2 separate regions of the Mus musculus genome follow, and region 1 is linked to region 2. Evidence: chromatin loops called from intact Hi-C (ENCODE). Cell type or tissue: left cerebral cortex. All regions are shown on one strand. Each heading gives the region's core, and the rest is flanking DNA. Links, peaks and the distances in the headings are about the cores only. Region 1 holds the start of Dohh (deoxyhypusine hydroxylase/monooxygenase). Region 2 has its middle 21 kb from the start of Nfic.

Region 1 (15,305 bases), core at 4,440-12,439, 61 kb after region 2:
GGGACTGACATCAGGGGAGTGGCGTCTGCCCACCCCCCACCCTGTCCCTCCGGGGGTGAACCAGCCAGGCTGCACTACAATGTCCACAGGCAAGAGGCCCCCAGGCCACCAGCAAATGTCCCGCCCCTGGGGACAGTGCGCCCGCTCGCCCTTGGTTGTGCTGGGCAGCATTTGTACATACATGCGCGCATTTAGTTTGCAGTTAATTCCTGCTGCGCTGCCCACAGTGGCTTCCTCCCTTCAGTTTGTCCCTGAGACCCCTGAGTGGCCTTTGCTTCTCCAGGGTACTGGGTTGAAGATCCAGCCACTTAATTTCCCCTCTGATTGTTTTGATATCTGAGAGACAGAAAGGTCTCCCCAGGCTGGTCTCCAACTCCTGGCAATCCTCCTGCCTCTGTTTCTCAGTTGCTCTGACAACAGGTGTGTACCACCACTCCTGACTTCCCTGCCCAAACTTCATATCCTACTTGTTAATAGCCGTCTTCTCCCTCTGTCATCTACCCAGAGCATTCAGCTTGGGACTGTCGTCCAGTGCAGGGCCCAGGTGAGAGGAGACTGCCAGCGAGTCCCTAGATCTTGTAGCCATGATACCACACAGTCATTTCCCAATCAGTGCCTCACACATCTATCTGATGGTGCAGTTTTGGGGTCTGTCCCCACTCCCCTCAGTCCCTACCCCTGCTCCCCTCAGACATGGGGCAGGAAACAGCAGGTGCGCTGGGCAGGAGGAAGGCATGTGCTTCCTCCCCAGCCACCACCCCTCCCACAGCACCCAGCCTCACTACCCCAGCATGGGGTACCCAGCTGGATACTCCCAAAATGTCACATCCCATCCAACCTCAGATCTGATGCAGTCATCTGTGTCCCCCAACCAAAGCCCATTTGGGTCTGAGGGTTCCAGCGTAAATGCCTGCCCTGCAGCGCCTGGCAACTGGCAAGCATCGGGTCTGAGGGACTACACAGGGCGCAGCACAAGGCGCTCATGGGTTTCAGGGAGTGGGAGGGACTGTTTTTCTCCGTTGCTCTTCCTCCTTGTTTTCTGGGTGTTTTCCTGCAGAGATCTTTTGGGTTTATTTTGAGATTCCTCCCCCCAACCCCACCCCATTCAGCCACTTTGTATTTTACTCCTGGGTCGATGCACCTCCGACCTTCAGCTTTTCCTAACTGCACTTACGTGGTCTGCAGCAACCTCTGCCCCCTCCTCCCAGAGCAGATGGGGTCTGGATGGGGAGCAGAGGGCACCCCAGGCCCTTCTTGCTCCACAGTCCCCCGCCCGCAGCATACTCCACTCATAACCGTATATTACAAACTCATTTTGGTTTCTGGCTTTTTGTTTTGTTTTGTGGACCCGCCTGAGCACCATTGACTGCCTGCTGTTCCGTTTCTCCCTATGCAAACAAACAAAAACAGTGAGGGGGTCCATAAAAGATTCAATAAAAGGCAAAAAAAAAGAAAAAAAAAAGAAAAAAGAAAAAAATGTATAAAAATTAAATAAGCTTAAGCTTCGCCTTCTCTTGGTTCTTCCTTTCTGTGCGTCCATGAAGCGCCCTGGCTGGATCAGGGAGTGGGAGGCTGTCACCTGTGTTCACAAGCCCAGGCCCACCATGTGGCCCCTCCTGCTGTGGGCTCACTGCCTAGGCTCAGGGAAAGTAATTTCTGCCTTGGGCCAGTATCCTGGACTCCATCCCAGCATGAGCTATAGCAACTGCTATGGTGGCTTAGGCCTGTCCCGGGGCAGGAGGATCAGGAGCTCAGAATCATCTTTAGCTTCATGGGCAACTGGAGGCCAGCCTGGCTGACATGAGACCCAGTCTCAAAATAAGAAAGAACCAGCCGGGCTTGGTGGCGCACGCCTTTAATCCCAGCAATTAGGAGGCAGAGGCAGGCGGATTTCTGAGTTCGAGGCCAGCCTGGTCTATAAAGTGAGTTCCAGGACAGCCAGGGCTATACAGAGAAACCCTGTCTCAAAAAACCGAAAAAAAAAAAAAAAAAGAAAGAACCCAGCCCCCTTACCTAGAGTGAAAAGCTGGGGTCTCTTGACCTTAAGATCCACTAGTTCTGTGGGAGGGGCTGAAGAGAAAATATCCCAGGTCCCTGCCCCAGATGTCAGAGGTTGGACCATCTTCCCAAGGCTCCACAGCATTGCAGAGGAACAGAGTCCTCTGTCTTTTGAGACATGAGTCTAAAATCATGACCTTCATGAGAACCAACCAGACACCTCTGTGGACAGCCTGAGCCCAGGCAGAGCTCTCAGTGGCCAAGGACCCCTGATCCAGGCTCTGGCCTAAGCCTACACAAAGGGACTACAGCATTAGGGACCTTTATTAAAGGAAGGTGCTGAGAGGTGACACCGCCTCCTCGTGGCCATTGCTGGAACTGCTTGCCCTGGAGAACTCAAGAACGGGAGACCCTTGGATGAGGTCCTCAGAAAAGAACCCGGTGACCATGGGGCAGAGAGCTTGGACCATAGGGTGTCTCTCCTCCAAAACAGAGGGTAGAAGCCTCCCGGGTACAGCACTGGGGCTCAGAGACATAGGGGACAGTCAGGTGACACCAGGAGCATGCCTGGAGGGGGCAGATTGGATGTGAGAGAGGATGCAGAAGGGGGACAGATGAATAGGAGTGGACACCAGGCCAGTGGTGAGTGTCAGGGGAAGGTGGGGGTGAGTATGGAGGCCATAGGCAGAGCTGACCTCCTCATATGAGGACAGTTTTCAGACCCAGATGACACCAGTCCGGCTTCAGGTGGTGGCTGCAACTTGAGGTGTGTGGATGAAGCACCCCCAGGTGACAAGATGCTTTACAAAGCTGTTTTCTTGCCTCTCTCCTCATCTGAGGACTCCTTTTCCTCTAGTTCCAAGGCCTCGTTGCTCTGTCCGCCCTTCCTGTCCACCTTCTTCTTCTGCTTCTTGTCTGCTTTACTGTAGGGTTACAGTGCCGCAGTGAGAGAGGGTCACTGCTTACCAAGCCACCTTATCAGGCTAGGTGAGGACGGACTCCGGGCTGCGGTGATCTCAGGATGACCCCACAGAAAAGAAAATGTTCACTCCATGGAAAGAAAAGGATGAATTGGTGGATGGGAGGATAGGTGGGTAGATGGGTGGATGTGTGGATGGATAGGTGGGTGGGTCGATGGATGGATGTGTGGATAGGTGGATGGATAGGTGGACGGGTGGGTAGATGGGTGGGTGGATGGATGGGTGGGTGGATAGGTTAATGAGTGGGTCACTTACGATAGAGTGACGGTCATGGTGTACAGGAAACCATGCGTCGTCACAGGGTAGGTAGCTGTGTTCTCTGCAGTTCTGGGTACAGGTAGCCCCAGCCTCTCCTTCTAGCCCTCCCTTCCTTCCTCAGGACCCTCTCAGGTTCACAGGGCTCAGCTGTATTTCCAGCTGCCCATGCCAACTCTCCCCCACTTCTATTCCTCTCCCAGACCCAGAATCTGCACTAGAGAGTCCCACCCAGAGTCCACCTGCTGGACACTGTCCCCTCCCCCCAGCTGGGCCTCTCAGGACTGTCTGGGGGGAATCACCCACAGGGTACCTTGGCTGTGAGTTCTCGTTCATAATGTGCTCCATTCTGAATGTAGCCTCCTCATCCTCTGCTCTGCACAAATAGAAACATTGATACAAGAGCTGTTCTCTGCCTCAGTATCCCCAACTGAGGTCATGAACGCCAAGAATCAGAAGGGATCAACAGGGCAGCAAAGCAAGATGACCTCCAGGCTGACCCTGGGAGGGAGCACAGAAGGGCGGGGAGGTCAAGGAGGCCCTGCGTGGGACAGGGGCAGGTCCTCACCTGCCTTTGGCGCACCAGACACGATTGGCCAGCATGAGGATGAAGACTATAAACAGGAAGCCCACTACTGCAGCCAGGCCTACTAGCCAAGGCTTCAGGCGGCGCTCTGAGGCTGCAAAGGACAAGACAAGTCAGACACAAAAAACGAAGGGTCTGCAGGGGGAAGGGGAGCCTGCAGGGGAAGTGGGTTCTGCGAGAGGGAAAAAGAAGGGTCTGTTGGGAGCAGAGGGGTCTGCGGGAGAGAGGGGAAGACGTTAACGGAAAGAGGCGGGTCTTGGAGGGCGGGGCTTAGAAAAGGCGTAAAGAGGTGGGAATCAGGAAGAACGTCCAAGACTAGGAGCTGCCAGGGGCTTAGGGGGCAGAGGTTGTAAAGGAGGTCCGCGCCTCCCGGAGAAGCTGGGCTTCTAAGGGGTGAGGCTTTTAGATAAAGTAGTTGAGGAGGCGGGGGAAGTGGGGGCGGCGAGGGGGGGGGATAGCTCAGAGAGGCCTTGAAGGAGCTGAGAGGACCAGCTGGAAAAGGGCAGTGGCCTTAGCTTACAGCGTTGAGAGGGGAGAAGGATGTTAGATCAGAGACAGGGCAGAAGGAGTCATTGGAGAGCACTCGTCCCCACCAGTGCCCTCTTCACTTCCTCTTCCTGCCTTGCCTTAGTTTCTCCTAATGGGAAATGAGATGCTGAAGAGCCCCTGCCCCAGTTCCTAACACCCACCCAGCGCGGGCTCCACACCCTAGTCCTACCCTGCTGGGCCTCAGCGGGTGTCAGGAACAGTGTAGCCAGCAGCAGCAGCCTGCCCAAGGTGTCCATGGCCAGCACACTGGATATGGGCCGACGTTCAGCTGCAGGTGTGAGCTGCACAGGGCTCGGGTGGGGTTAAGACAGTGATTGGGCGGGGCGGGGTGGGGAACCTGCCGTCTGTGGCCCAGCCTCCCATGCCTGCTTGGCATCAGACCCCTGCATCTTTGGAGGGCAGAGTCTGCGGCTAGTTTAATATTAACCTAGACTGTCCCTTCCCCCGCACCTTGCACCCCTCCCTGGAGACCAGCAGCCCCAGGGACAGGTCCTTAGAGTCCTCTGTAAGAAGTCAGGCTGCACAGATGGGACGTCCACGCTGTCACGTGCACACAACCAAGTGTGGCAGTCAGGCTTGGTGGCTGGGACAAGCCTGGCAACTTTGTGTCTAGTAGGTCAGCCCAGTGGGGTTGGCAGCTCTGTGAGCACCAGGCTGCAAAGGAGGCAGGGAGCACCACGTTCCTAGAAGGGGGACCCTCAAAGCAATGGCAGAGACACCTGCCTGCAGAGCATCCAGACATCTCAACATACAAAGACAGGGCACAGGCTTCTGCCCTCAACCTTGGGCCTCAAGCTGATTAGATATCAAGCCTCACCTGGGCAAAGGAGGACCCCACCCAGAAGTGTCACGGGTGCAGCCACAGCCTGCGCACGTGCAGGAGACAGCAAGGAAACGGGGCACTGATGTCCTCATGTGCCCGTCATTCCCACACAACAGAGGCCTGAGACAGGAGGATGGTTAGGTCTAGGCCTTATCTGACCTCCAGAGCAAGACACTGTCTCAGAAATAAAACTGTGTGCTGGGCTGTAGCTCAGAGGCAGAGCAGTCTCCCAGCTTGCATGAGGCCCTGGGTTCCATCCCCAGCACCCCAGAAACGAGGTGGGATGATACATGCCTGTCATCTCAGCATTCAGAGGTGGAGGCAGGAGAATGAAGAATTCCAGGTCATCCTCATCTACATACCAAGCTTGAGGCAGGTCTCACACAGTTTGGAAAAAGGGTTTGGCTTTTTTTTCCTGATTTTGGTTTTTTGAGACACGGTAACCCTGGCTGTCCTGGAACCTAACTTTGTAGACTCTCGAACTCAGAGAGATTCTCCTGCCTCTGCCTCCTGAGTGTTGGGATTAAAGATGTCACCAGGAACCCAACCAGGCATGCCTATCTATATTAAGCTCCTACTGTATACTCATGGAGTCCTGAGCTGAGAGATCTGAGCCCAGGTGGGATGTCAGGAGCCCAGACTGACATGCCCACCAGCTGAGGTGGGGGAAGCCCTGTGGAGAGGACCTACCACACATGGTTCCTTATGCTCCCTAGTCCAGGCTGGCCTGGAATGTGCCATCCTCCTGCCTCAGCCTCTTGAATGCTGAGGATGACAGCTTGGTTACTCCGTGCTGTGTGTGACAATAAGCTGAGGGACCTTCACCCAGACATTTCTCAGTGGCCTGCCTCAGTTTCCAGTCTGTGCTACTGGGCTCATCGACAGCACCCAGGAGGGTTTTGTGAGAACGTGTGGGACAGGGCTGAGACAAAAAGGTCATGGCACTTGGATAGTCAGATAGGCTTTTAATTTATATGTGAATTTGGCCTCACTCTTTTCTCCTCTCAGCAAACACTGTGTAAGGAATTATCCATAGGAAAAAATGTTGCAGGTGATGGCTCTGAGTTCCAGGACAGCCAGGGCTGTTACGCAGAGAAACCCTGTCTTGAAAAACCAAAAGAGAAAGAAAGAGGGAAAGAAAGGAAGGAAGGAAGAAAGGAAGCTGTCAGGGCCTCGGGCTGGCACAGCCTTGGAGGAGACCCTGGGCTCTCCTCAGTATCACAGAAGCCCAGATCTGTCATCCCAGCGTTCAGGAGATGGTGACTGGAGGATCAGGAGTTCAAGGTTGTCCTCTGCTATGTATCAAGTTCAAGGCTTGCCTAGGCTACATGGAGAACCTGTCTCCAAGTCAATAAAGTGTAAGTGGAGTCTGCAATCAGAGCACTCCAGCCCAGGAGGGGAGTTTTGAGTTTCAGCCTGGCCAAACCCTATGTTGTCACATACACAGGTGGTCCAACTGAGGCAGAGGGAACTGCCAGGCCCACCAGTGTCACACATGCCACTCCTCCAGGTCAGTCCAGCCTCCAAAAGTTGGTTTGCACCGGCGGGTCCTTGAAGGCAATGGAGGTGCGGCGAGGAGCACGGGCAGGGTCATCCTCCCCACGCCAGGCCAGGGCCAGCTGAAGATCTAGTTCTTCCAGGTCCTCTGCAGCCAAGCTGGCCCGCAGCTCCCGGGAACCTTCCTCCTCCTGGTCAGGCTTAGGGCCAAAGGCCCAGTCTGCAGGGACAAGTGGCTGGTGAGGTCGTGACTGGCCGCGGAAACCCTGACCAAGCCCACTGCTCCCCCTGACCTTGGCCACGCCCATGCCATAGTTTGATCTGGCCACGACCACCCTTGGGCCGACCCTGGCCTAGACCGGAGCTCCATCCCATGCCACCTGTGACCCCAGCCCAGGATGGATTAGGCAGGAAAGTGGCTCACCAGCCAGGTCATGAGCTAGATCTTTGATGAGGTGGCCAACAATGGCATAGGCCACGGCCACCACCAGGATAGCGGCCATCAGCAGATACAGGGCATAGCGAGGCAGGCGGATGGCATCCAGCGCGGGTGGCCGGTATTCCTCATACATCGGAGGGGCTGGGCTCCAGTCCTCGGCCTCTTTTTCATCCACTGACCCTGCCATGGCTGAGACACCTTCAGCAGGAGCCTGAGGGAGGTGACCCACACACGGGAGTATTAGGGAATGAGCTAAAAGGATTAGAACGGCTCCTCCAGGCCATCTGTCCGGATCAGTGTTCCCCTCACCAGAAGTGACGTGCACATCCACATTGACCCCAGGACCTTCAAAGGCAGAGTTCTCTGAGCAGGGTAGGCAGAGGGCTCCCCTGTGCAAAGCTCTTGGGCAGTCGGGAGCCTGGTACTCTCGGTGAGCATGTGGGGGGTGGGGGGGGTGGGGCTCATGCCACTGTGGCCGACTGAGCAATGAGGGGTCAGAATGGGGACTGTGCAGGGTGGACAGGGCAGGGTGGAACCCACGGGTAGCTACAGGCAGAAAAATACTCTGCTCACGGGCGTCCTCTGGCGGCCACTGTGGGGGAGGACAGTGTGTAGACGGTGGGAGTAAGTGGGTACAATGGCTTCTTGCTGGGAGGTTCTAGAAGGGGGAAACCTAGCACTCTGTGAGAGACAGGGTTCAAATTCCAGTTCTGAGAGTTCCATGCTGTGACTATCCCAGCTCTGGTAGGGTAGATTTCCTTATAGCAAGGGGCTGGTCATCACAGGACCACTAAGTCCATGTACAAAGCCACTGGCTTCAAGTGTGCAGTCATCCGGTAAAAGCCCAGCATTCAGGGGCAGCAGAGCACTGCAGCTGGGATGGGCACCAGATAGTGGTCTTTGCAGTCTGTAACATGTTTCATGCTCAAAGAGTATCAGGCAGAGGAGGAACAAAGACAGAGGACTGGAGTTGGAAAGAGAACTAGGCAGCCGGCCAGGCTAAGAAAGAGCAAAGCCAGGGGTCAAGGAGGGGTCACGTGAGGGTGGTGCTTGGAGAAGGAAGATGGCCAGGTCAGATGGCATCAGGGAAGGGAAGGAAGGCCTCTGTAACTTGGTTTTCAGGAGGGCTCCCATGGGCAGTTCCTGGGACACAGTGGCCAGGCATGGTGGCCTAAGTTTAAGCTATGATGGGGAGAAATGGGAGGTAAGGAATTTGAATCTAGAGTGAAAACTCAAGTGAAGAGACTTGGCAACCTCTCTGTGCTGAATACAAAGTGACCAGCCAGGAAGAGTGGCACCCAGGAGACTGAGGCAAGATTGCCATGAATTTGGCTGCCTTCAACTAACATTGCACCCTCTGATTTAAAACAAAACCAAAAACCAACCCTGGACATGATTCCCACCTCCTATCACAGGCATCGAGGGAGACCAAGACTCACCCTCTGCTATACTTCAGGTTGGAGTTCAAGGCCAGACTGGGCTACATGAAACCCAGCCTGGAGAGGAACAAAGACCAAGAGTTAGTTCATTGGTCAGAGCACTGGATGCTCTTGCACAGGACCTGGGCTCACATGTCTAAAGAACACACATAGGACTGGGGGCTAACTCAGGCTAAGGTTCTCATCATGCAACTGTGAGGACCTGAATTCATATCCCCGAGATCTATGGAAAAGCCAGGCATGGTGGCCACAACTGTAACTCCAGCATTGAGGGGACTGAAACAGGAGGATGACCCCTAGTAATGCTACTGCCCAGCTGACTCAGCAAGCTCCAGGCTCAGCGAGAGTTGATGCTTCAAATAAGTAAACAAAACCTGGGAGTTGCCCACGCCAGCCTCTGGCCTCTCGGCTCAGCAAACATGGCAGCAAGGACACAAATCACACTTACTTTGGAACAATCCAGAGCCCACACCCCCTTCCTGGGGAAGAGCACACAAGGCAGGGGAGGGCAGGGGTCACCTGCCAGGTGACATGTGCATGGGTATGACACCTGAGTTCCAGGTCTTGGAAGCTGGAACAGATGGCTGTGGGCTGCTACGTTCTGTGTCAACATTTACAGAGGTGAATGGCGTCCAGGGAAGTGGGTGCCCCAGCCAGCATGGAATTATGGGAGCCTGATGGGAACCCACAGTATGGACTTGTAGCTGTACCACTAAACACCTTCTTCTGTGACCCCCCAAAGGCCACATGACTGTCCCCACACAGCAGGAGCCAGCACTTGTGAAAAATAACTTATTTTATTCATGCAGCACGCTGGGGCTGGCTTGTACTCCCTGCTTGACCCAGATGGGAGGTGTACCCCACACACCCTTGCCCCCACAACTTTCCCAACCCTGCAAGCGTCTGCACTGCCACCTCTGCTGGTGGAGGGCATGGGAGACACAGAACCACAGAGCAGACAGCACCCAGCAAGGAGGTGAGGCGAGTGGGACACAGGGCCCCTCAGCTGCTCTGCTCCCTAAATCTGGATGTGAGGCACAGCACACATGGCCGGGGCCAGGGCAGCAGCAGAGGAGGCAGCCCCAGGGCAGGCAGCCAGGCGCTAGGTTAGGGTGGTGGCCGCAGGCGCTCCAGCCCGTCTGCATACTGGAAATCCTGGCTGCTCTCATACTCATACATGTCCAGGGCCACCTCGCAGCTCTCCCGCACCACCTGCTCAGGGTCCTCAATGTGCTCTCGCAATGCAGCCAGGCAGGCAGGTCTGGCGATGGCACCCAGGGCCTCTGCGCACTCGTGCCGCACCATGGGACTCTCAGTGGTCCGCGCCAATGTGGCTGCCAGCCCGGGCACGGCTGCCTCGTGCTGCAGCTGACCCAGCACATAGCCCACCTCGTGGCGGAAGAGCGCACTGCCACACTGCAGGCCTGCAAGGTAAGGGCCGAGGAAACAGGGTAAGGAGAGCTGGGCAGGAAACAGTGGGCACATAGGGTCCCAAGGAAGGGACACACCAAGACCACTATGGTTAGGCAGCCAGGTAAAGTCCCCAGGGTTTGTGTGGGGCACCTGGATGGGGAGAAGGTGGCCCTGGGACAGCTGCCCCTCAGGCTGCACAAGAGATCACCCAGGTCCAGGGATATGCTCCAGCCTCACCTTCAGCCAGGGCCAAGGCAGCCTCCTTGCCACCCACGTTGCGCAGGGCAAACATGGCACGGTATCGCTCAAAGAGTGGCCGTGCCTCATCCAGCAGGGCCTCCCGCAGCCTCCCCACATCCTGCTCTGCTGCAGGGGGTGCTGGGTCCACTGAGAGGTAGGGTCCTGCACATGTGGCCTCCCCCGGGTGCTGCTGTAGCCACTCTAGACGACCAACGGCGAGCTGGCACGTTTCAGCCACCTATAAGTAGCAGAAAGAGGCAGCTATGGGTCCTGATAACAGGGACATGGGGCGCATGTCTTGCCCAATCACCACTCTCCTAGACTTATGGCTGAGCCAAGCAGAGTAGCTTCAGGTTGGACATAGACCAAAGAGCCGGCACTGGGGACTGGTGGAGACCTGGGGGAACACAGAGCAATCTGTGCAAAGGCCCTGGGGTTGGTCATCACAGGAAAAGCAAGGGGTATGAGAAGCAGGAAGGCAGGCAGAGGACAGACTCATGCCTGAGACCCACATGCTAGGACAAAGCCAGAGATCAGAGGTGAGCCCAGCAGCCACAGGTGCAATAATAGATGGACCTGCACAGTGCACCCTTACACACTGGAGTATTACTCAGCCATGAATAGGAGCAAGGCTCTGACAACACAGCATGGACCAACCTTTGGAACATGGTGCTCAGTGAGCCACAGACATCGAAGACTACACAATGCAGACTCCGTGACAGGAATGTACAGAACAGGGGGATCCAGGGGTAGAAAGTAGATTTGTGGGTACAGTATGAGCAAGGGGAAGGACCATATAGGTCATAGGTTTCGACAGTGAACAGACAAGGGTAGAATTCTCAAAGCTGGGGACCCAGAGCTGTGGGAGACCCTACAGGTGCCCCTCCCCCCATCTCGAGAGTTTCCTTTTCCAGGAGGTTGCCCTAGTAACCAGATGTGGCCTATAGAGCTTGTCCTGGCAGAGATGGGCCAGTCAGAGTCTCCTCACCTCAACCACTGGGTCCGTAGAATACTGCTTCAGGAGGCCTAGAACTTCCGGGTTACCAATCGCCCCCAGGGCTTCCCCTGAGGAGACAAATCAGTAGAGAGGAGCTTGCTTGATGCCCAACACCTGACTGGTCTCCCAGGTCACAGCTGGGCCAACAGCCTCTGAGCTGGTCAATCCGAATCCTTAACTCAAGAAGTTGGCCCGCCGGGTCTAAAGCCACCCACCCCAGCCAGTGCCCCTGGGTGGAGTGACAAGTCATCACTAGACTTTGGGCAGAGGGACAGCATTCCAAGTCCCTGAAGAACAGGTTGGCATAGGTCCCAACTCAGAAGCAAAATCTCTGCTGGGGAGACCACCCCCGTGCGCTGTCCATAGCCCTGTGCGGCACCCATCTGTGCCCCAGGGACAGAGCTGAACACAGCACTGGGCTGCCCTTCCTCACCTGCCTCATGACGCACCATGGGCTCCTGGCTCGTGTCCTGCAGCACATCCGCCAGCACAGGGATGGCCCGTGCGTCCCTCATCTGGCCCAGGCAGTAGGCCAGCTCGTGCTTCAGAAGAGCAGAGCTGTCCTCAAAGCCCCGGCTGATCCACGAGATAGCATCAGGGCCACCAAGCCCCCGAAGTGTAAACAGGGCCCGGAAGCGGGCCTGCAGGGGCTGCTTGGGGTCCACCAAGGTCTTCCCTATGGCCTCTATCTCTTGCTCCGTTACCATGGCAACGGCCTCCCCAGCACGTGATCTGCAAGGCCGGATTCTAGGCAGTAGAAACCTACGGTAGAAAAAGGAGAAGGGGAAATCTCAAGCTAGGGCACACACCTGCATATCTGCCATTCCAGCCCCGGGATGCTGAGGCAGGAGGACCCCTGAGCTCCAGGCCACAGAACTTTCTCCACATCCATCCAAGTGCTGGGATTAAAGGCATGCGCCACCACCACCTGGCCAGACTTTTTCAGGATAGCTTAGATGAGGGATCTAGAAACTGTCAGTTGCAAAATGGATCTCACCCCTGCCTCCCACACCACCTTACTGGAGGTTCTCATGTAGCCCTGTGGGATACACTTTATCCGTCCCCTCCTCCCTCCGGACTTCTCCCTGCTCCTGCCTTTGCACAACTTGTACCCTCTGCATGGCCCCATAGATGCAGGACAACACTCCCACACAGGTGTTTTCTTTCACGGATGAATTAACACGGAAACAGACATCGTCCAGTATAAGAGGACCGGCCCCTGTCAGCCATTAGACATACAGCAGATGCATACATAACAAACTGGACTAGCAGGCTGTGGCAAGCTGGAAGGCCTTCTGGGCTCTGATGTCACCCAGCGTCCCCGAGTTTAATGAGGCAGGTATGGCTGCCTCACCAGTGATGCCCATCAGCCTACAGTCACACCTTGAAAATGGAATTCATCAACACACATGAAGCAGGTCTACGGGAGCTGGCAGCAGCTGTGTGGCAGTGAGACCCACATCCCGATTTACCCCGAGCAACAACAGGGGAGACCAAGGATCTCGTGGGTCCAAGAGTGCCCATTCGAGGTATGGGGCCTCCCGCTTAATTCAAAAAGGCTCCAGGCTGGGCAGAGGCTGAAGCAGGAAGATAACCGGTCCCAGGAGATCCTGTTTCCAAATACTTAAGCTGAGAGGTCAAGCGCGGGCCGGCCTGCACGTGAGCCCCGCATAGGCGGCCAACCTGTCAGCTAAGCACGGGGTAGGAGGAGGCCATTCGTAGCCACACAGTGGGTTGGAGGCTAGCCTGGGCTACATGATATCCTGTGTGACGTCAAATACTGAAGGAAAAGGGTCCAATTCCCCGTAGGACCCCCTCAAGGGAAATCCCAGCGCTCCCGGGAGCAGCGAGTACCTCAAAGCGGAAGTCCCCCGAAGGGGGGGCACTTCTGGCACTGCTCACCGTGTTTTCGTCTACAGGGACTCGTCAATAAGCTCCGTATACTCGGGACAGATGGAGAGAGTCGCTGCGACAGCTCCAAGAACAGGTCCGCGGACGCATCTCGCGCGACGTCCTCTGGACGCCGCCATCTTGATGGCCACGTGACCATGCTGGGCGGAACCATCGTCGCGACTAGGGGTGACCACACCCGGAACGATGCGGCAGCGACGCCCCAGGACTGTCCTAAGAGCCGGAGAAGCAACTTCCGGTCTTCCTCCGGAAGAAGAGTTTCCGACCGTCTCTCCCATAGAGAAAAGAAAATGGTTTGATCCCATTCACAGCACAACCGGGCCGGCCGTGCATAGCGCATGCGCAGTGTATAGTGGGCGTGGCTATGTTCTACAGGGCGCGGCCAATGGTCTCTGGGACCAAAACAGAGGAAAAGAAATGGGAGATAAAATAGGCGTTACGAGCAATCTCAGCAGTGAGGGCACTTGCAGTCAATTTGAGAATGAGTTCGATTCTGGGGATCAACAGGATATACGGCAGTGACATGACCATAAAGTCGAAGTTTAAATTTTTAAATATGCCGGGCGTTGGTGGCGCACGCCTTTAATCCCAGCACTCAGGAGGCAGAGGCAGGTGGATTTCTGAGTTCGAGGCCAGCCTGGTCTACAGAGTGAGTTCCAGGACAGCCAGGGCTACACAGAGAAACCCTGTCTCGGGGAGAAAAAAAAAAAAAAAGCCGGGCGTGGTGGCGCACACCTTTAATCCCAGCACTCGGGAGGCAGAGGCAGGCGGATTTTTGAGTTCAAGGCCAGCCTGGTCTACAAAGTGAGCTCCAGGACAGCCAGGACTATACAGAGAAACCCTGTCTCGAAAAAACAAAACAAATGTATATATGTGTGTGTGTGTAAATGTCATGAAGTTCATTACTTTTTTGGTTTAAAGATTTATTTATTTATTTTTAAAGATGTACTTATAATATATAAGTACACCGGTTGTGAGTCACCATGTGGTTGCTGGGAATTGAACTCAGAACCTCTGGAAGAGCAGTCGGTACTCTTAACCACTGATCTCTCCAGCCTCCTCATTACTTTTTTTTTTTTTTTTTTTTTTGAGACAGGGTTTCTCTGTATAGCCCTGGCTGTCCTGCAACTCACTTTGTAGACCAGGCTGGCCTCAAACTCAGAAATCCGCCTGCCTCTGCCTCTCGAGTGCTGGGATTAAAGGCCTGTGCCACCACGCCTGGCTTCCTCATTACTTTTTTAATGATTTATGTACATTGGTGTTTTGCCTGGATGTGTGTCTATGTTAGGGCGACAGATCCTCTGGAACTGGAGTCAGAGTTGTGAGTCACCATGTGGGTGCTGAGAACTGAACCTGGGTCCTCCGGAAGAGCAGTCAGTACACTCAACCACCAAGCATGTCTCCAGCCTCCATGAAGTCCGTTATTACATAATTATGTAAATTTAATTTATGGTAATAACAATTTTTAAAGTAAAAATAAAATTAAGACAAAAATACACTATTTTTCAGAATGCTACCAGGAAGCCTGTTATTATATGGGCTTGTATGATGCATGGATATAAATGTGGAAAATGCAAATGTCAGTACATACGCTAAAAATACACAATTTACATGCCAAAAATTCAAAGTAAAATGAATATTAGACTGGGAATGAATGTTTAAAACATTTTATAACTGAGCTTACATCTTTAAATCCCAGCACTCAGAAGGCAGAGGCAGGTGGAGCTCTGTGAGTTTGAGGCCAGATCTACACAGCAAGTTCCATCCAGCGCTACATAGTGAACACCTGCCTTAAAATACAAGAGAAAAATCACGTCTGCTCTGTGATGCGGCTCTTTGCTAAGCAGTCCTCCATGGGCAAGCAACATGGGAGGAAACCCACAATGGAGCTGACACGGTTGGGCCCAGAGTCACTTTTTGATTTCTTGGTTGGATTTCCTCTCTAGATGTTTGTTTTTGTGACCAGCATCTTGCTCTGCAGCCCAGGGCTGGCCTCCAACATGGGACACTGCCTCCTGAGTTCTGGGACCACAGACCACAACTGTTCATGTACATCCTGTGGGCTCTGAAAGTGCCTTCCCCAGGTGAGGTAGCGTGTGTGGAGGCCGGGTGGAGTGAGAGACCAGGTCTCAAAACATAAGAATGATTGAGGAAGACACTTCCATCTGTGCACGTTCA
Region 2 (15,305 bases), core at 2,150-10,149:
CTCATTTAAAAACAGATGCCCAGAGAGGCCAAGCCAGTCACCCACATTCACACAGCTTCAAGCTGTCTCCAGACTCAGGCATGGGCACCCCAGCCTTCCCTTCTCACCCGAGATCCCTGGAAGTGGAAGAGCCCTTGGCATCCTTGGTCCGAGTTCCTAGTGTGCCCCCAGATTGGCAGGCAGGGACAGCCGCGGTGCTTCCGGGGGCTGAGGAGGGTGTCATTCACAAATCCAGGGCCGCTCGATTGCAGCCGCCTCCTGGGCTGTGGGTGGCCTCTGTCCCCGCCCTCCAGCTCTCGCTCCCTGGCCCTGGCCCCCCTCCTCTTGTCCCGGCACCCTCCTCCTCTGACTCACTGGGCTCCACGGAGCCGAGTACTGGGATCTCCGGTGAGTCGGGGACATCCATCTCGGCCCAACATGGAGGTCCCAGGGCCCCCAGTGTCCGGGAAGCCCGGGGAGACATCGGTCAAATGGCAGCTGTGCTACGACATGACTGCGAAGATGTGGTGGATGGTGAGTGTGTAGGGGCCTGCCACAGCGGGGTGGCTCAGGAGGGTGTGGAGACCCCTCTTTGTGCTCACAGGTGGGGGAGACCAAGGCAGACGGAGTGATGGGGCTACTTTTGTGTCTTCTACCTGGCAAGGTGGCCGAAGCCACTAGGCCTCATTCCGGGACCAGGCAGACTCCCGCCCTGACCTGGGCACGCTCGGGGGCTCCAGAAATCCCCAGGGCCCCAAGCTGAGGGTCCAGTTGTGTGACCCATCTGACCTCAGGCGTCTCTGTGTCCAGGGTGGAAATGCACCCACTTGGGGCAATGTTGACTGGCTGAAGGGAGGTGGCGGGATTGTTTTCATGTCTGTGGATGTTGCCTAAACTAGGAATTCTTCTGGAAGCTTCTGGGATGAGTGTTGGGGGGTGGGCTTGGCTATGAGAGGGCAGCCTCGATCTCATGTCTTAGGCATCCAGTTGCCCAAGAGCCATTTGGTTGCTCTCCATGTCTCTCGAATAACCTCCATGCAGTTCCGGGTCACACACTGCTGTGTGTCCTTGCACTGTGTCTCACCCTCTCTGGATCACAGGTTTAGAGGGGAGCGATGAGATCTGTAGCTGGAACTTGTGGGGTGTCTTGAATTCTGCTCTGAAGGTCCCAGGGATAATTGGGTCTTGAAGTGGAATAATGGGCCTGGTTGTGGATGGCGACCCCTAGTAGCCACTGATGTGTGACCCAGCCAGCCAGGCAGTTTCCCTGAGATATGCAGAGAATCTGCAGCAACAGGCATCCCTGTGGAGCAGGCCACAGCCCTGTCTGTTCTTCTGTGCTCAGTCAGCATTTATTGAGCACCTACTGTGTTCCACAGTCTGTCCCCAGTTCTTTTGACTAGAACTCTGGGGGGGGGGGAATTAAATTAATGATATGTAATAGATGAAAAATAGAGCGGAAGAAGGCAGGGAACCACAGTGGGGGAGAGCTGGGGTGGTGGAAGGCAGGGGACCACAGAGGCAGGGAGCCAGGGTGGCCTCCTGAGGAGGGGAGATCTGAGTAAAGATGAGTGGATGATGGAATTTATCAGAAGAGTTACAAAGTAACTGTGCAGAATGCACAACCAGAACCGAACCAAAGTCCCTGGGGCAGGGACACAGCTGTGCAAAGGCCCTGGGGCAGGATGCAGTAATGGAGGAGAACACCATGACTGGGCAGAGGGAAGAAGGCTACAGGACTGTAACTTCGGGGAGGACTTGGGCTGTAACCCTGAGGGAAGTGGGAGATGGAAGTGATGGTAGAGCTGGGACTCACACTGGATCTTTTTGAAAGTCCCCTGGGTTCTGAGGGAGGATGCCCAGCTGGCAATGACATGGCATATGGGGAGGAGGGGGTTCTGATGAAGGAAGTGGGGTGTTTTCAGACCATGAATGGGTGGGAGAAGCCCAGCCCCAGCCCCAAATGAAAGAGGCAAGTGGATTTCTGTGAGCTTGGGGCTAGCCTGGTCTTGAGACAGTTCAGGACAGCCTGAGCTACACAATGAGGCCCTGTCTCAAAACAAAACAAAACAAAACACACAACAACAACAACAAAAACCAATATTTTTTTGGAGGTGGCTGGAGCGTGGGTAGTGAAGCATTTCCCCCAGCGTGTGCAAAGGCCCTAGAGTCACTGTAAAGAATAAAACAGGGACTGGAGAGATGGCTAAGTGGTTAAGAGCACTGATTGCTCTTCCAGAAGTCCTGAATTCAATTCCCAGCAACCACATGGTGGCTCACAACCATCTGTAATGGGATCTGATACCCTCTTCTGGTGTGTGTCTAAAGACAGCTACATATAAATAATAATATGTACTCATATAAATAAAAATAAATAAATCATTAAAAAACAAAAACAAACTTGGGAGGCAGAGACAGGCGGATTTCTGAATTCGAGACCAGCCTGGTCTACAAAGTGAGTTCCAGGACAGCCAGGACTACACAGAGAAACCCTGTCTCAAAACAAACAAGCAAACAAACAAACAAACAAACACAAACACAAACAAAAAACCAGAACTTCACGGAGAACAAGTGTGTGTCCAGCCAGAGAAAGGGGATTCAGCCCAGCGACAACCAGCATTCTTGTGTGTGCATTCCCTTGCAAGCCAGAGTGCCTGTGGAGGCTGGGGGCAGAGTTGACCCTTGGGGTTCGCCCTCCACTATCCACACATTACCTGCGAGGCAGGACCTCTGTTGCCTGGACCTCGCTGATTGGCCGTCGGGTCCTCCTGTCCCTGCCACCTCCCTTATTATTGACAGGAGCTGTGAGACTCGCAAACCTCCTCTGCGCAGCGCTGCGGGCCCTTCACTGACCTAGGATCTCTCTGGCGTCCAAGAAGTTTTACTAACTGCGCTTTACACGTGCGGCGACAGAAAGGGGAGGCGGTGACAGGCCACACTGTCCATGGTCCTAATGATTTGTTCAAGAACAATCCTGGCGGACTTTCCCTGCCTCAGTTTCCTCATCCACTAGAGTGGGGGTTGGGTGGGTGACGCGGTCTCTGTGAAGGGCTCTCCACCGGGTGACTCAGGAACTGTGTAACAGTTGCAGAAACCAGGCAGGAGGGATTGTGGTTAAATTCCAGAAGGACTTCCGCGGCGGCCGCCTTGATTGGGCACCGATTATGTGTCCTGGTGAAGCGGAGCGCCCGACGGATGAGTAGGGAGACAGAGTGGAGGAAGGAAGCTTTGGAAAAAGAGAGCCACCGGACAGAGGCTGCAAAGGCCCCAGGGCAGGATGGAGCCTGGCACCGGGAAGGAGCTGGGAGGAGACCCGAGAGGCTGCAGCACACGCATCCTGGGGCAGAGACAGAGGTTTTAGCAGGAGGCACTGAATTAGTTGTAGGGAGCACTGCAGGGGCAGGGAGCCATGGAGGACGGCAGACAGGTGGTGTTCCCTAGTTACCAAGTGGGTGCTTGCGCCTTCCGCTGCTGCCCTGCACCGCCCACCACTCCTGCGCCAAACTGGAGTGCAGGGTCCCTGGTCGCTGTCTCCCCAGCCCGCGCCCGCCAGGCCGCCGCCCACTCTGCCCACATCTGAGGCTCCGCGGAGCCGGACAGTCTGCTGCAAACCACGGAATGTTCCCCAGAGCGCCCGGCGGGATGTTGGGGGACAGAGGGAGGCGGGAGACCCAGTTGAAAGACAGAGCAGGGCCAAGCTGGGGCCATGGGGGCAGCGTTGACACCCACAGCCCCAGAGGCTAGGCACGGAGGATTCCATCCCTCAACATGCGGGAAAACATGGAAATGGAGTGGTGGATAGCTCACTGTCCTCGAGGAAAGAGCAGGAGACAGGGATTTGAACACAGGCCTTTGGGGGGACAGAAGAAGCTGGAAGTGTTGACTAAGCAGGGGTAGAGACCATCCAGCTAGTGTTGGGATCCTTTACATGAGGCAAGAAGACAATTGTCTAACTTAGAAGGCGAGCGAACCTTATAAGCCAACAGGGAACAGCATATCACCCACCGCAGCATCCAGCCAGCCATCTAGGGATGGGTGGGTGGAGTATGTATGGATGGATGTATGGATGGATGGATGGATGGATAGATGAGTGGATGGATGGATGGATGGGTGGGTGGGTGGGTGGGTGGGTGGATGGATGGATTGAATGAATAGGTGGGTGGATGGATGGATGGATGATGGATAGATAGATGGATGGATGCATGGGTGATATGCTGTTCCCTGTTGGCTTATAGGATTTGCTCACCTTGTAAGTTAGACATTTTCTTTTAGATGTTTCATGTAAAGAATCCCAATGCTAGCTGGGTGGTGGTGGCATATCCCTTTAATCTCAGTGTTTGGGAGGCAGAGATAGGCAGATCTTTGAGTTCAAGGTCAACTTTATCTACATATCAAGTTCCAGGGTAGCCACCGTTACATGGAGAGACCCCGTCTGGGAAAGAAAAATATTTTTCAGGAAAAAGGGAATCAGCTCAGTCGGTCCTTGTCAAGAGGTTGCCAGGCAGACCCTGGAGTTCTGCCCCAGGCCCCACATGCTGGAAGGACAGGAGGTGTCCTGTGACGGTCCTGTGGCAGCAGCAGTGACAGATGAATTTCACAATAGCAGCCGTGCCTAGATTGCTCCTGCTTCTCGTACCATGGATGTATGATCCAGCTCAGTGTGCAGCAAAGGCTCCACCTGATTCCAGCTCTACTTCTCCCAGCTCCCTCCTACTCCCTCTGCCTGCTGTGGGCACTCTCTGGGGTGACTGCCCCCCACACACTGGGCTTGAGACCCACCACAGAGAAAACAGTGGAAAATTAAATGCTGTCTGTGTGCTCAGGAGCAGCCGCCCCAGCCCATCTCCTAATGACCCGTTCCTGGGATTGTTCCCAGCTGGCGCAGCTGGGGTAAGGGCTCCCCCCCCCCAATGCCACCCAATTTGAGGGGCACAGGCGTTGCATCTGGAGGATGCAGGTGATGCAGCCTGTGGCCTCTGGGGAGTCAGAGGCGGGGATGTTGTCAGGGGTCTGAGGATAGACCCACTTGGGCTCTGTGTTTGTGGTTCCATCCAGTAGACTCTGCTCACACTGCCCCTACAGTCATGGTGCCATGTGGCCTCCAAGCTATGACCCCTGTGCCTTGTGTCCAGGTGAGGTGTAGAGTCAGCTCCTCAGGGGACCCTTCCTGTGCCGAGCTTGGAGAAAGAAATATCTAGGTTGTTGAGGAGCCCATATCTGTCTCCGTGGGCAGAGCACCTCGTGGTCATAGTGTCATCCCAAAGCCCAGGGGGCAGGGGCACGTCATCCTTGGCTACATACTGACTTCCAAGCCAACCTGGGCTACAAGACACTCATGTCCCAAATTGGGAGCTCCTGGATCCATGGGTGGAGGCCACAGACTAAGCTGAGCTCAGGATGCCCAAACCCCCTTAAATCAGAGTAAACAAAAGAAAAAAAAAAAAAAAGGCAACAGAAAAACAGAGGCTCCTAGGATGTTGTATACTTCACAAACTCCAAACATCAAAGTGTGAAGCCAGGCAGTGCTGGGAATTGAACCCAGGGCCTTTGTACACCACACCGTACCGAGATGTTAGATCTGTCCCCCACTAATTTTATGTTCAACTCGGGCAGCCTGCCTGGACCCCTGCAGCTGCATAGGAGCTGCTCTGTCTCATCCTGGGCAGTAGGGATTGCAGTCCGTTCAAACTGGCAGCAATGGGTGCAATGCTGGATGTGAACAGTAGAGGGCAGAAAAGAACTGCAAGTCGCCATAGCTGACCAAGGCTGCTGGGCAGGGTGCAGGGCACCAGGTGGGACAGCAGGTGTTTGCTGATGATTGCAGATGTCTGTAAGAGTCTGTAGGTGACTCTAGGTGAGCACAGGCGACTAGGTGACTATACGGAAGTTTTGTAGTGACTGTTGATGTCTGTAGGTGACTGCTGGTGTCTGTGGGTGACTGTAAGCAAAGGTAGATGCCTGTAAATGGTGTAGGTGTCTATAGACGTCAGTATGTAACTGTAGGTGTCTAAGTAACTGTCAGTACCTGTAGGTGTCTGTAAATATCTGTAAGAGTCTGTAAGTGGCAGATGTTGTCTGTGGGTGTCTTTAAAAGTCTCTATGTGTCTGTAGGTGACTATATAATTCTGTAGGTTTCTGTAGGGTTCTACAGTTATTTTAGGTATCTGTAGGTGTTTGTAAGTTACTATAGGTAAGTGGGGGACTATCAGTATCTGTAGGTAACTGCAGGTGACTGTAGAAGTTTGTAGGTGACAGCAAGTATTTGTGGATGTCTGATGGGTAACTATAGGTATCTTTAGGCATCTATGTGTGTTTGTAGTTCTCTGTTGGAGTCTATAGGTGTCTGTAGGCATCTCGGGTGTCTGTAATATTTTGCAGGAGTCTCTAGATGCCTGTTAAAATATGTAGGTGCTGTAGGTGACTATATGGGTCTGGGAGTGTATGTAGAAATCTATAGTTACTGTAGAAATCTGTGGGTATCTATAGGCATCTATGAATGTCTGTAAAAGTTGGTAGAGTCTATAGGTGTATGTAGGAGTCTGCCTGTTTCTATTGGTGTCTATAAGTGTCCGTAGTTGTTTCTTGGTGACTGTAAGTACAGATAGGTAGTCATAGGTGACTGTAGGTGATGGAGAGTGACTATAGATATCTGTAGGTAGCTGTAGGTATATGCCAATTCCTGTAGGAGACCATGAATGGCATCAGAAGTGTGTAGGGAATGGCTGGTGTTTGTAGGTGTCTCTGAGAGTCTATAGGTGTCTGTAGGAGTCTGTTGGTGGTTATAGATGTCAGTAGGAGCCTGTAGAGATCTGCAGGATTTTGTCTGTGTCTGTAGAAGTATTTGCAGATCTGAAGGGGTCAGGTTTTTGTAGGTGTTGCTGAGTAGCTTTAGATGGTCACATGTGACTATAACTGTCAGTGTCTGTATGAGTCTTTAGGTGACAGTAAGTGTATGTAGGTGGGTGACAGTAGGAGTTTGTAGGTATCTGAACAAGTCTGTTGATGATTACTGGTGCCTGTGGGTGTCTGTGAGTGACTGTAGGAGACCATAGGAGTCTTTACCTTTCTTTAAGAATGTGTAGGAGTCTATAGGCATCTGTACAAGTCAGCGAGAATCTGTAGGATTCTGTAGGTGTCTGTAGAAGTTTGGGTGTCTATAGGTGTCTGTTGGAATCTGTGGCTATTTGCAGGTATATGAAGGAGTACATGGGTATCTGTAGGTGTATTTAGGAGTTTGTTGCTGCCTGTAATTTCAGTAGGAGTCTGTAGAAGTATTTAGGTGTCTGCAGGAGCCCATGGATGTCTAGGGGGAGTCTATGTGTTTGTAGTAGTCTGTAGGTGTCTATAGGAATGCTTTGAAAGTCCTTAAGTGTATACAGGAGTCAGTAGGAATCTGTAGGTGTCTGTGAGTGTCTATAAAAGATTGTAGGTGCCTGTAGGAGACTGTAGATATCGGTGGGAGTGTGAGGAAGTCTATAGGACTGTGTTGATGTCTGTAGGCATCTATGGGTGGGTATAAAAGTCAGTAGAAGTCTGTAGGTGACTGTAGAAATCTATGGATGCCTATAGTTTTTTTTCTAGGTATCTGAAGCAGTCCATAGGTATCTGTAGAAGTGTATGGGTGTCTATAGAAGTTTGTACATGTTTATATGCATCTTTGGGTGTTTGTAGCATCCTGCAGTAGTCTGTAGGTGACTGGACATGTTTGCAGGATTCTGTAGGTATCTATAAGCATCTATAGGTGTCTATAATTTATCTGTTGGAGTCTAAATGTCTGTAGGTATCTCTGGGTGTCTGTAAAACCTGTAGGAATCTGTAGGTGACTGTAAAAGTCTGTTGGTGTCTGTAGAAGCTTGGGGGTCTGTAGGAGTCTGCAGATGTCTGTAGGTGACTATATGAATCTGTGAGTTTCTGTAGAAATCTATGCTTCTGTAGGAATTTACAGTTGTCAGTAAGTGGCTATAGGAATCTGTAGGTATCTTTAGGAGTCTGTAGATGTCTATATAAGACTGGATATCCATAGATGGTTGTAGGTAACTATAGGGGCCTATAGGTGTTTGTAGATTCTGTCTGTGTCCCTAGGAGTCTGGGTGTGTAGAGAAGTTTGTAGGAGTCTGTAGGAGTCTGTGTATATCAAGAGAAGTCTGTGTGTTTGTAAAAGTCTATAGGTATCTGTAGGAGTCTGTAGGTGTCTGAGGATATCTATGGGAGATTGTAGGTGTCTGTAAGAGTCCATAGGTATCTGTAGTGTGTATGGTTCTTTGTAGGAGTCTATATATGTCTGATTGCATTGTTTGGTGGCATCTGTAGTTGTCTGTAGACATTTCTGGGTGTCTGTATGCATTTGTGAGTGTCAATAGGTGTCTTTTGGTGTCTATAAAAGTCTGTGGGAGTCTGTAGGTGACTGTAAAAGTCTTTAGGTATTTGTAGGAATTTGGAGGTATGTAGGAGTCTGTAGGTAACTCTAAATGTCTGTAGGTATCTGTAGGTATCTGTAGGAGTGTATGGACATCTATAGGCATTTGTGATGTCTGTTGTTGTCTTTTGGAGTCTGTAGGTGTCTGTAGGCATCTCTTGGTGTCTGCAAAAGTCTTTAGGTGACTCAGGAGTCTGTGGGAGTTTGGGACATGTGGGCATCTGCAAGTGTCTCTAGGTGTCTGTAGAAGTCTGTAAGTGTCTATTGGTAACTGTATGAGTCTGTGGGTTTCTGTAGGAATCTGTACATGTCTGTAGGAGGTTTTAGATGTCCCTAGGAAGATGTAGGTGACCATAGAAGTCTTTAGGTGTTTATAGAAGTCTGTCTGTGTCTGTAGAAGTTTGTGGGTTTCTGTGAGAATTTGTGTCTCTGGGTGACTTTAGGTACCTATAGGTGACCACACATGACTGTAGGTAATGGTGGCCAACTGTAAATGACTGTAGTTGTCTCTGGAGTCTGCTAGGTATCCTTTGGTGTCTGTAACTATCTGCAGCTATCTGTACTATTCTGATGGAGACTGTAGGTGTCTGCAGGAATCTGTGTGACTCTGAAGGTGGCTATTGTAGTCTCTAGGTCTATAGTAGTCTGGAGGAGTCTGGAGGTGTGTTTAGGTATCTGTTGTTTCTGGAGGAGTCTTTAGGTGTTTATAGAAATCTCTTGGTGTCTGTAGGTAGTTGTCAGAGTCTGTGGTGTCTTAAGAATCTATAGGTGTAGGGCTGGAGAGATGGCTCAGTGGTTAAGAGCACTGACTGCTCTTCCAGAGGTCCTTAGTTCAATTTCCAGTAACCACATGGTGGCTCACAATCATCTATAATAGGATCTGATGCCCTCTTCTGGTGTGTTTGAAGAACAGCTACAATGCACTCATATAAATACAATAAATACATCTTTTTTTTAATCTATAGGTATTTTCAATAGTCTGTGGGTATCTATAAGAATATTTAAATATCTATAAGAATTTGTGGGTATCTATAAAATCTATGGTGTCTGTAGATTTCTGTTGTTGTCTGTGAGTACCTATAGGTAAATGTAGGTGATCACAGGTGACTGAGTGATTGTAAGTGACCATAAGTATCTCTTGGAGTCTATAGGTGACTGGAGGTATCTGTAGGTACCTGTGGGTGACTGTAGTTGACCTCTGGTGGCTGTAACATTTTGTAAGTATCTGTAGTCATCTGTATGTGACAGCTGGTGTCTATGGTTGTCTATGAATGACTGCAGGAGTTATAGATATCTGTAGGAGTCTGTAGGTGCCTCTATGTATCTGTAGGACTTTGTAAATGTCTGAAGGAGTATGTAGGAGTCTTTGGGTGTTTATAGGGCTATATATTTACTTTAGGCACCTGTGGGCATTTATAGGAGGCTGTAAGTGTATGTAGGCATCTATTGGATCATATACTATAATAGTCTCTGGGTACCTGTAGGGGACTTTAGGTGACTAGGACTGACTGTAGGAGTCTGTGGGTATTTTTAGGAGTTGGTAGATGACTGCTGGTGTCTGTGGATCTATACATGTCAATGTGTGTGTGTGTGTGTGTGTGTGTGTGTGTGTGTATGTCAATAAGAGTCTTTAGGTGTTGTGATATCTGTAGGTGTGTATAGGATATTGTCTGTGTCTTGAAGAATTGTAGATATCTGAAGGAGTGTGTGTGTGTGAGAGAGAGACAGAGAGAGACAGAGACAGAAACAGAGTCTCTAGTGTCTTTAGGCATCTATTGGATCATATAGATGTCTATAGGTGCCTGTAGGTGACTAAGGGAATCTGTGGGTTTATGAAAGCGTCTGTACAAATTTATAGGTGTTTGTAGGTGTCTGTATTTCTGTAGGAATCTGATGGTGTCCGTGGGTTTCTGTAAGAGTCACTAGGTGGGGCTGGAGAGATGGCTCAGTGGTTAAGAGCACTTACTGTTCTTCTAGAGTTCAATTCCCAGCAATCACATGGTAGCTCACAACCATCTGTAATGAGATATGATGCCCTCTTCTGGTGTGTCTGAAGATAGCTACAGTGTACTCACATACATAAAATAAATAAAATCTTTTTTAAAAAAAAGAGTCACTAGGTATATGTGTCAGTATATGTCTGAATGATTCTGCAGGTAACTCTAGGTGTCTGTGGGTAACTTAGTTACCTGTAAATGACTGTAAATGACAACAGGTGTCTGTTGAAGTCTGTGAGACTTTGTATGTGACTGCTGGTGTCCTATGGTGTCTGTAGGAGACTGTAGATTTTTATAGGTGACAGTTGATGTCTGGGTGACTAAAAGTATATGTAAGTGACTCTAGTGATCATGTGTCTGTAGGTATCAGTAGGATCTGTAGTTGACTACTGGTGTCAGTGGGTGTCTGAAGGTGACTGTAGAAGTATATAGGTGTCTGTAGGATTATGTGTTTATAGGAATTTGTACATGTCTGTAGATAACTGTGGAAGTCTCTGAATGTATGTAGGATTCTGTAAGAATTTAAAGTTGTCTGTAGGTTAGCTGTTTGTAGGAGTTTCTGTGTGTTTATATGAGGCTATGGTATCTGTAGAAGTTTGTTGATGTCTGTAGGTTCAGTAGGAGTCTGTAGGTAAATTTAGGTGTCTGTAGGCATCTGTGGTGTCCATAGGAACTTCTAGGTGTCTATAGGAGTCTGTGGATGTCTAGAGGAGTCTGTATGTGTTTTTAGGAGTATGAAGAAGTTCTGCAAACATTTTTAGGTGTATATAGGAGTCTGAAGGAATCTGTAAGTGTCCATGGGTATCTGAGGGGGTTTATAGAAGATTGTAGTTGCCGGGCAGTGGTGGCACATGCCTTTAATCCCAGCACTTGGGAAGCAGAAGCAGGCAGATTTCTGAGTTTCGAGGCCAGACTGGTCTACAGAGTAAGTCCAGGACAGCCAAGGCTATACAGAGAAACCCTGTCTTGAAAAATCAAAGGAGAAGAAGAAGGAGAAGAAGGAGAAGGAAGGAGAAGGAGAAGGAGAAGGAGAAGGAGAAGGAGAAGGAGAAGGAGAAGGAGAAGGAAGGAGAAGGAGAAGGAGAAGGAGAAGGAGAAGGAGAAGGAGAAGGAGAAGGAGAAGGAGAAGGAGAAGGAGAAGGAGAAGAAGAAGAAGAAGAAGAAGAAGAAAGAAGAAGATTGTAGTTTAGTTTTCTGCAGTAGACCATAGGTATTTGTAGGAGTGTCTTGTGGTCTATAGATTTCTGTAGCCATCTATGGGTGTGTGTAAAAATCAGTAGGAATCTGTAGGTGTCTGTAGGAGTCTATAAGTGTCTGTAGGTTCCTCTAGGTGTCTGTAGGACTCTGTAGGTTTTCTTAGTGTGTGAGTATATATAAGAGTTTGTACATGTCTTTATGCATCTTTGAGTGTTTATAGGATTTTGTAGGAGGCTGTAGGTGACGGTAGTTGATTGTAGGATTCTGTGGGTGTCTATTGGCATCTGTGGGTGTCTTTAGTTGTCTGTTGGAGTCTGTAAGTATCTGTATGTATCTCTGGGTGTCTGTAAAATTCTGTAGGAATTTGCTAGTTTGTTTGTATGAGTTTGTAAATGTCTCTAGCTATTTGTAGGAGTCTGTGGGTGACTATATGAGTCTATAGATTTATGTAGAAATTTACAGTAGTGTAAGAATTTATACTTGTCTGTAGGAGTCTGTGGTTCATTGAAGGTAAGGGTAGGCGATCAGAGTGATCTGAAGTGACACTAGGTAACTCTAGGTGTCTGTAGGAAACTACAGGTTTTCCATGGATGTCTGTAGGTACCTATAGCGGCCTATAGGTGGCTATGGATGACTGTGGGAGTTTGTAGGTGATGGTTGTTTTCTTTTGGTATCTGTAGGAGTCTATAAATGTCTGTAGGTATCTTTAAGAATTCATAAGTGTCAAAAAAAGAATTCATAGGTGTCTATAGTAGTCTGAAGGTGGCTGAAGGTGATTCTAGAGACTGTAGGTGTCTGTAAAAGTCTTTGAGTACCTGAAAGTGTCTGAGGGTATCTGTAGTGTTTATGGGATGACTGTGAGTAACTGTGAGTCACTGCAGGTGCCTATTAGAGTCTACAGGTTACTGTAATAATTGTCTGTGAGTGACTGTAAGTACCTGTAGGTGACTGTAGGTGACTGAGGGTGACCCTAGGAATCTGTATGTATCTATAAGTGTCTGATCATGATGGCTGGTGTCTCTGGGTGTCTATACATGACTTTGGTGTTTGTTGGCATGTGGAGGAGCACATATGTGTCTGTGTGTGTCTATATGTGTTTAGAAGTTTGAGTGTCTGTAGGAATCTGTATCTCCAAGTGTCTGTAGGGTACTATAGGTGTCCATCAGTAACAAAAGGAGTTTTTGAGTGTCTATAGGAATATATAGTTGCTGTAGGAATCTGTGGCTGTCTGTGGGAAGCTATGGATGTCTGTAGGAGGCTATAGGTGTATGTAGATAATTGTAATTGTCTCTGGGTGAGTGTCTCTGTAGGTGACTGCAAGAGTCTTTAGGCAACTATAGGAGTCTGCTCATGACTGCTGGTGTCTGTGGGTGACTGAAGTTAAGTGTAGGTGCCTCTAGGTGACTATGGGGGGTGACTGTAAGTGTCTGTAGGTATTAATAGGATCTGTAGTTGACTACTGGTATCTGTGGGTGTCTTTGGGTGACTGTAGGAGTCTGTAGGTGTCTGTAGCATTATGTAGGCATCTATAGGAGTCTAAATATGTCTCTCTTTTTTTTGGTTTTTCAAAATAGGGTTTCTCTGTATAGCCCTGGCTGTCCTGGAACTCACTTTGTAGACCAGGCTGGCCTCAAACTCAAAAATCCGCCTGCCTCTGCCTCCCAAGTGCTAAGATTAAAGGTGTGCGCCACCACTGCCCAGCTATAGGAGTCTATATATGCCTTATGTGACTATGAAAGTCTGTGAGTATATATAGGAATCTGTAGGAATTTATAGTTGTCTGTAAGTAACTAAAGCTAAAGTAGGTGTCTGTGGGCATCTACAGGTGTCTGTGGGTATCTGTAGGTGTCTGTGGCTGACTGAAGGTAATGTAGGTGATCATGGATAATTGCAGGTGACTAGAAGTGACTGTAAGTGTCTTTAGGAGTCTGTAGGTGACTGGAGATGTCTGTATGTGACTGTAGGTACTTGTAGCTGCCTGGTAGTGACAAAGAGTGACTGTAAGAGTTTGTAGATGATGGCTGGTGTCTATTGGCGTTAGAAGGTGACTGTAGGAGTCCATGGGTGTCTGTAGGAATCTGTAGTTTTCTTTAAAATTCTATAGGTTCCTTTAGGAGTCTATAGGTAGCTGTAAAGATCTGTAGGTACATGCAGGAGTCTGTGGGTGTCTATAGGCATCTGTGGGTGTCTGTAGGAATGTCTAGGTGTCTGTAGAATCATACAGGTATCTAGAGTATTCTGTATGTATCTGTGGGGGTCTGGGGCTATCTATGGAAAACTGTTGGTGTCTGTAGGAATTTGTAGATATGTGTAAAAATGTGTGGGTCTCTGTATGTGTGAGTCTGTATGTGTCTGAATATATCTGTGTGTGTCTGTTGGAGGCTATAGTTGTTTGTGGGTGACAGTAGGTGTCTGTAGATCTCTGTAGGTATCTGTAGTTATCAGTAGGTGTCTGTAGTAATCTTGCAATTTGTAGGTATCTGTAGGCATCCCTTGGTATCTGTAAAAGTCTATAGGAATCTGTAGTTGACTGTATAAATCTGTAGGTGTGTGAAGGAGTTTGGAGGTCTTTGGGAGTCTGTAGGCACCTCTAGATAACTGTACTTGTCTGTAGGTATCTGTAGGAGTGTGAGGTATCTATACATATCCGTGTGTGTGTGTGTGTGTGTGTGTGTGTGTGTAGTTGAATTTTAGAGTCTGTAGGCATCTCTTTGTGTCTGTAAAAATTTCTAAGTGATATTAAGAATATGTAGGTGTCTGTAGGTCTTTGGGACCTGTAGAGATCTGTAGGTGTCTCTGGGCGTCTATAGGCATCTGTTGGTAACTAAACAAGTCTGTATAGTTTCTGTAGCAATCTGTACATGCCTGTGAGAGGCTGTGGATAACCATAGAAGAATGTAGGTGGCTGTAGGAGTCTGTAGGTATTTGTAGATCTCTGTGCCTGTAAAATTTTGTGGGTGTCTGTGGGAATATGTATCTGTGGATGACTTTAGGTACCTGTAGGTGACCACATATGACTGCATATAACACTGGGAGACTGTGACTGTAGGTTTCTCTAAGGTCTGTAGGTATTCTTAGGTGTCTGTAGGCACCTATAGAAGTTTATAGGTTTCTGCAGTGTCTAAAGGTGACTATAGGTGTCTGAAGTTGTCTCTTATAGATGTCTCATATAGGCATCTTTGGGTATTGGTAGTTTTCTAATGGAGTCTGTAGGTGGCTGTAGGAATCTGTATGGACCTGTAGGGGGCTGTAGTGGTTTCAAGGTCTCTAGGTCTATAGTAGTCTATAGGAGTCTGTAGGTGTCTGTTGTTTCTGTAGAAGTCTCCAGGTGTATGTACTGATCTGTAGGGTCCTGTAGGAGTCTTTAGGTATTTATAGGAGTCTGTTGGTGTCTATGTGTGATTATCAGAGCCTGTGAATATCTTAGGCATCAATAGGTGTGTGCAGAAGTCTGCAGGTACCTTTAAGAATCTTTACATGTATATAGGAGCTTATTGGTGTCTATAAGAATCTGTGAAAAGAGCTGGGTGGTGGTGGCACACACCTTTAATCCCAGCACTTGGGAGGCAGAGACAGGCAGATTTCTGAGTTGGAGGCCAGTCTGGTCTACAGAGTGAGTTCCAGGACAGCCAGGGCTATACAGAGAAACCCTGTCTTGAAAAACTTAAAAAAAAAAAAAAAAAAAAGAATCTGTGAATGTCTGTTGGTTTCTATTG

The links. Hi-C counts contacts between places; a loop is a spot of excess contacts. Peaks named below come from ENCODE experiments on the same cell type or tissue, not always from the same donor. Only the 100,000 strongest peaks of a DNase experiment are listed, where the experiment ranks them.
Region 1: it touches region 2 in a loop (4-fold over the local background); 35 of 42 quality-filtered maps call a loop at or near these places.

The regions. Positions count from the first base shown.
Region 1 is chr10:81,382,392-81,397,696 of GRCm38, reverse strand. Dohh (deoxyhypusine hydroxylase/monooxygenase) reads right to left here and starts at 13,263. Exons shown (of 5, transcript NM_133964.3): 1 at 13,119-13,263; 2 at 11,650-11,978; 3 at 11,208-11,284; 4 at 10,217-10,457; 5 at 9,345-9,990. The coding sequence starts at 11,923. The coding sequence ends at 9,674. Gm48552 (predicted gene, 48552) reads right to left here and starts at 7,380. Exons shown (of 2, transcript NM_001384181.1): 1 at 7,113-7,380; 2 at 6,142-6,908. The coding sequence starts at 7,314. The coding sequence ends at 6,703. It overlaps Smim24 (small integral membrane protein 24), which reads right to left and starts at 4,633. Exons shown (of 4, transcript NM_001099917.1): 1 at 4,538-4,633; 2 at 3,802-3,913; 3 at 3,547-3,609; 4 at 2,618-2,921. The coding sequence starts at 4,604. The coding sequence ends at 2,801. Gm48551 (predicted gene, 48551) reads right to left here and starts at 13,263. Exons shown (of 6, transcript NR_168929.1): 1 at 13,119-13,263; 2 at 11,650-11,978; 3 at 11,208-11,284; 4 at 10,217-10,457; 5 at 7,113-7,338; 6 at 6,142-6,908. It also overlaps Mir6913 and Nfic. In left cerebral cortex, for the core only: a CTCF peak has its summit at 7,717 (motif pointing left); DNase peaks (open chromatin) are centred at 7,723 and 11,450; H3K4me3 peaks cover 684 bases.
Region 2 is chr10:81,440,748-81,456,052 of GRCm38, reverse strand. No RefSeq gene overlaps it. Among named protein-coding and RNA genes, the nearest start is that of Nfic, 21 kb to the right of the region's middle. In left cerebral cortex, for the core only: CTCF peaks have their summits at 5,697 (motif pointing right) and 9,310 (motif pointing left); a DNase peak (open chromatin) is centred at 5,700.